Regions from separate parts of the Homo sapiens genome. Here region 1 is linked to region 2. The links are chromatin contacts, found by Hi-C in ENCODE. All regions are on one chromosome and are shown on one strand. Each heading gives the region's core, a stretch centred on a gene start or an enhancer-like site at or near the end of the contact. The rest is flanking DNA. Distances are from core to core; before and after follow the strand shown. Region 1 overlaps DNAJC15 (DnaJ heat shock protein family (Hsp40) member C15). Region 2 has its middle 25 kb from the start of TNFSF11.

Region 1 (2,823 bases), core at 13-2,512, 500 kb after region 2:
ATATTGTTAGAAAGTAAGTCCAAAAGAGAGTTCATGACATACCCTTTCTCTGCCACAGACCTCTCACAGTCCTTGCAGCAAAAGGCAGTTAGTGTCATTCTTTTAGTTGTTCAAGACAATAACCTTGACTCTTCTCTTTTCCTTTTAGTTGCTCAAGACAACTAAAAGGTCCTTTTAGTTCCTTTTGGTTGCAAAGACTTTATTTTCTTTGTCTTCCGAGAGACTTTTGGATATATTTACCTGGTCCAGGGTATTTTGAAGCATGACCATATGTTAGATTCTTAATTACGTTTAACTAGCATTGTCCATTATATTTTCTCATTTCAAAACCTTGACTCCATATCCAGTGTCTCAGCAAATCCTATTGGCCTTACCTCCGAACTCTATCTAGTATCTCACCACTTTCCTCATTTCCATCATTAATCGCTGTAGCCCAAGTGACCATTATCTCTTTCATGGATTATTTTAATAGACTTACAACTCATCCCCATGCCTCTGCTTTTCATCCTCTACAATCTATTCTCAACATGACAAGTAGAATGATCCTTAGAATTTTAATTGAAATAATCTTAGGCCTCTGCTCAAAACAATGATGTACTGTATCACTCGGAGAAAAGCTAGTCTTTATGTTGACCATATAAGGCCCAGCATGATCTGCTCCCCTTGTGACCTGTTCGACCTTGTTGCCTATTTTTTTCTCTTTCTCTTCCTGCTGTATGCACACTGGCCTTCTGGCTATTCGTTAGGCACACTGGGCACACCTGTGCTTTAGGGACTTTACACTTGTTCCCATTGCTAGTCCAAAATCTAAGGAATCCTTTTTCTTGCTTTAATTTTTTTCCAAAAGTCATTTTTTTCAGTGAAGCTTGCCCTACTCACTTTAAATTTGTTGCTCTTGTAGCAGGACAAGCCGCAGGCAAAACCTCTCAGACATCGAGTTGTAGAAGGAAGGGCTTTATTCAGCTGGGAGCATCGGCAAGCTACTGTCTTAAAATCCAAGCTCCCCGAGTGCACAATTTCCGTCCCTTTTACGGGCACACAACACTAAAGATTTTATATGAAAGGGTTGTGATTGATTGAGCAATCTAGGGGATATGTGACGGGGTTTCATGCACTGGTAGTCAGAGTGAAACAGAACAGAGCAGGGAGTTTCACAATGTTCTTCCATACAATGCCTGAAATCTATGGGTAACATCGGGTTCTAAGTCATGAGTTGATTTTTAACTACTAGGTTTAGGCCATGCAGGCTCGGGCGTGGTTTTGGGCCTGGGGCCAGGCTGCCTGTCTTTGATTTCACTTCCTTGTTTTTTTCTTAAAACAGGTACTGAGTATAAAATATAAAACAATGTGAGAGGGTCTCTCTCTTCCCTCACTCTCACCATACAAACACATACCTACTTCTTTATCTGCTTAATTTTTTTCCATAGCACAAATCACTGCGTAAAATAATTATATATTTTTCCTGTTAAAATTGTTTGTTGTCTGTCTCTCTTGCTAAAATGTACCTTCATGAGGATAGGGATTTTGTCTGATATATCCCTAGGGCTTAAAATCATGACTGGCACATAGTAAATACTGAGTATTTATTGAATTAATTAATGAACCAGTCAGAGATGGGAAATAGCCTTCAAGTGCCTGTTTGCTAAATTACCTAACCTTTTTATTGGGAGTTTATTTTCCTTAATGTTTGTTTAACAAATTAGTTATTCTTTCATGTTTTCCACATAACCTGTGGATTATCTTCATTTTTTTTTTTTTGTAAGGAAATTTACCAGACATAAGGTCCTAACTTTATTTTCTTTGTCTTCCGTGAGACTTTTGAATATATTTACCTGGTCCAGGATATTTTGAAGCATGACCATATGTTAGATTTTTAATTAAGTTTAACTAGCATTGTCCATTATATTTTCCCATTTCAAAACATAATTTCGGTCACCAGTATGGTACACATAAAATATGAGCTACAAGAGACATCTCGGTGGTGGTGAGAGACAGGACTAGTTGGACTTCCTAGGCCGACTAAGAATTCCTAAGCCTAACTGGGGAAGGTGACCGCACCTACCTTTAAACACAGGGCTTGTAACTCAGCTCACGCCCAACCAATCAGGTAGTAAAGAGGGCTCACTAAAATACAAATTAAGCTAAAAGCAGGAGGTAAAGAAATAGTCAAATCATATATCGCCTGAGAGCACAGGGGGAGGGGCAGTGATTGGGATATAAACCCAGGCATTGGAGCAGAGAGTGGGCAACCCCCTTTGGGTCCTCTCACATTGTACGGGAGCTCTGTTTTCATTCTATTAAATCTTGCAACTGCACACTCTTCTGGTCCGTGTTTGTTACGGTTCGAGCTGAGCTTTTGCTCGCTGTCCACCGCTGCTGTTTGCTGCCGTCGCAGACCTGCCGCTGACTTACACCCCTCTGGATCCAGCAGGGTGTCCACTGCGTTTCTGATCCAGTGAGGTGCACATTGCCGCACCTGATCAGGCTAAAGGCTCGCCTTTGTTACTGCACGGCTAAGTGCCCTAATCGAGCTGAACACTGGTTGCTGGGTTCCACCGTTCTCTTCCATGACCCACAGCTTCTAATAGCTATAATACTCACCACATGGCCCAAGGTTCAATTTCTTGGAATCTGTGAGGCCAAGAACCCCAGGTCAGAGAACAAAAGGCTTGCCGTCATTTTGGGAGCGGCCCACCCCATGTTGGGAGCTCTAAGACCAAAGACCCGCCCGTAACAGTGGTAAAGTTTCTTAAGATCATTTTCATGTCATTATACAAACTTTTAGAAAATGACGCTTTGCTAGATTTTGGAAATCCAAAGAAA
Region 2 (2,890 bases), core at 105-2,604:
TTTTGTGTCCTGCACAGTATTTAGCATGGCCTTCTTCATACAGTGGATACTCCATAAACTGTTGTTGGACTTAACGCAGTATGTAGGTCACCCCAATGCAGGCTTCCAGGCAGTCTCCAGAAAGTTCACCAGCCTTCAGAGATGAAAAGTGGAGACTGGGAGCCTCACCCTTCACTTTCATTTCAAGCAGAGCCAGCTCATAAAGACAGAATCACTCTTTCTCATGTTTTTCCTGGAAGACAAAGTGTGGGCATATGATCACCAAGTGTGCTTTGTGGTCTCAATTTCACTGTCTACTAGCTTATAAGGTTTTATTTTATTTCTAGACTTAACTACTTTGAACTCCAGGAGGAATATTACAGCATGCCCTGGCAATAACTCCTTTACCTTCAGTCAGGTAACAAAATGACAGCTCAGATAGCATGGTGGCCCCAAACAGAAACAACATTCGAGATCAAACTGGAAACTTCATATGGTCAAAGTTTACTGACTTTCTCTAGATTGCTTTCTTCATAAGAAATGTGAAGGTAGCGCCAAAGCAATATACTTCCCAGCTTATGGGCCTCACTGAGCCTCAGTGTCCAGTTTAAAACTGCTCTTGATCCTTGTGTCTTGATCTTGGTAACAACAACTTCATTAGCAGCATGATCCAAATCCTATGTCCCTTTGCCATGGGATAATTCATTTTGAATTTGATAGAAATTATTCAGCCCTTTTAGCAGGGTGTAATTGTTTAGTGTTAACCTCGAGTCATTTGCCTGGGAACAAATCCTGGCTCCAGTACTTACTAGATCTTAGGGATCCTATATATGACTTAACTTTCTGGACTTCAGTTTCATTATCCATAAAATGGGAGTATTTATTTATTTTAAATAAAGGACTGGTGTCTAAAACTATTATGATTAATTAATTAGTCAATACATGTAAAATGCATTGACTAGGACCCTGAACATAGTAATTGTTGGATTTGTTAGATGTTATTATTTTAAAGTGATCTCTTCACTCAAAAAAGGAAATGGCAGAGAATTCTATTGGCTTTGTTGTGAACTCTACCTCTAATTCCTTTCCCTCTGCTTCCTTTCTTTTTCTTTTCAGAACATGTTGGAAATTATAAGCAAACTTGTAAGTGATGTATGTATATTTAGTTTCATAGACAACCTCAGTGTTACTTTCTGGCATTCTTCCAAAGTATCTTACAAGTTATCAATCTTGCCAGGACAGAGTGTGTTTTCTGACCACTTCCCCTTTGCAATTAAGGACTGTGACCACTCGCTTACGCACAGACTGAGACCAGCAGCCTTAACCCCAAAGGAGGTCAGAAACTCCCAGCTCTCCCCGCCAAGGGGGCTAGCTGAGAACCCGATACTGTGTGTTTCAAGGCTGTGGCTAAGGCTGTGACCATAGGAACTGGGAACACCCACCAACACCCTGTTTCCCCCAGCCCCACTTCCTTCGCTTCAATGCCATTAAGCATGGTTGCAGCGCCTTTGTGAATGTTTTGAGTAGAGTTAGGTTTCTGGTGTTTATTGTTGAATTGCTAAAGATTTGGAGAGAAGACAAACAGACAAACAGACATACAATGAAGCAGATGACAAACACCCCTGGACAGACTAGCACTATGAGCAGACACGCTCAGGACGACCCAGGGTCCTGCGGAGAGGTCCGGGAAGGTCTGGGCTCTCATCAGAGCCCCAGGATTTGGTCAGTTGCTCTGCAAATAAAACCTGCCTTAGACATCCAGCAAAGAGGCTTTATTTGCATAGGAGATTTGCCAGTCTGGCCTCCAAGATAGTAGGTCACAGTGAGGGTGGTGGTGAGTTTTCCTGTTTACTGTCTACCTTTGTGGACACATTGAATGTGGGGGCTGAAAGGGGTCAGCAAGGGCTGTCTCCTCTCCTGTTTTCAGATTTGGTGTCTCAGTGAAATCCAGTGCTTTGCCTCTTTGATTGTGCTCTGTCTCAGTGCTTCTCAATAGCATGTGATGTGCAGAGAAGTAAAAGAAATGAACAAAGATTTCTCTTCTGAAGGTGTGGGAGGGCATGGGAGTGGGGCTGGTTGGGCTGATGATGGAAAGGTCAGATTGCATTGTGTCGTCCACAGGCTTTCCAGCTGGGCAGGAAGGCTTCCCCCTCTGACTGCATCATGGCACTTCTTGTACATACTCACTTACCCACAGAAACTAAACTCCGCATGGATAGAGGCTGTGCCTATGCGGTTGGCTATTGCACACCCAGCATCACCACAGTGCCTGGCACTATCAGACTCTTCGTGCCTATTTGTTGAAATGTCTACAAATAGACTAAATACATATCAGTTGGGATGGCCTTGATTTAAAATATATTAAGCCCCATTGCCTTTGTATCTACATTTGTGTTTGCCAGAACAATCATGCTGGCTTGGGGTTTTATCAATATGGTCGTTGCATCTGTTTTCCCTTTTCTATGGTGGAAGCAGGGATAGTGGTCCTTCAAGAGCTGGGAAGAATATACATTTGAGAACAGCATGTCCAGGCAGCCTGTGATTTCCTGGGAAAATGGACTCCAAATGCTCTTCCATCCTATTTGTGGAGTCTTGTCATATGCAGGCTTCTCCATCCAGGATTGATTGTAATTCCTTGAGATCCTGGAATCCCATCTCTCCTTGGGGAGAAGTTAAAAGTTTAAAGAAACTGAAGTTACTGGATCTGGTGAGGAGGAAGTTGAATGGCCCACTTTAAGATGATAAAAGGTTACATTTTTTTGAAGATTGTGTTGGCTGCAAGACTATAAATTATAGCTTAACATAGGAATCAAGAGCCTTACAGTTTTACCTTTTCATCTAGTAATTCTTCTAGGAATATAGCCTAAGGATAACATATGGAAATCAGTGAAAGATCCATACCCAGTAAAAT

The links. Hi-C counts contacts between places; a loop is a spot of excess contacts on that map. Pooled maps may share reads with other maps.
Region 1: a pooled map shows a loop between it and region 2 (7-fold over the local background). The contact joins two enhancer-like sites. A Hi-C loop is called at or near these places in 4 of 37 single-sample maps with no recorded cell type and 4 of 50 pooled maps.

Annotation. Positions count from the first base shown.
Region 1 is chr13:43,044,414-43,047,236 of GRCh38, forward strand. All of the region lies in intron 1 of DNAJC15 (DnaJ heat shock protein family (Hsp40) member C15), which reads left to right. Among named protein-coding and RNA genes, the nearest start is that of DNAJC15, 22 kb to the left of the region's middle. RefSeq lists enhancers at 1,185-1,234, 1,335-1,394, 1,736-2,411. Within about 2 kb of position 1,263, at least 16 of the 41 ENCODE cell types and tissues checked have a DNase peak (open chromatin) inside an H3K27ac peak, as active enhancers do.
Region 2 is chr13:42,547,602-42,550,491 of GRCh38, forward strand. No RefSeq gene overlaps it. Among named protein-coding and RNA genes, the nearest start is that of TNFSF11, 25 kb to the right of the region's middle. RefSeq lists an enhancer at 1,750-1,799. Within about 2 kb of position 1,355, at least 3 of the 41 ENCODE cell types and tissues checked have a DNase peak (open chromatin) inside an H3K27ac peak, as active enhancers do.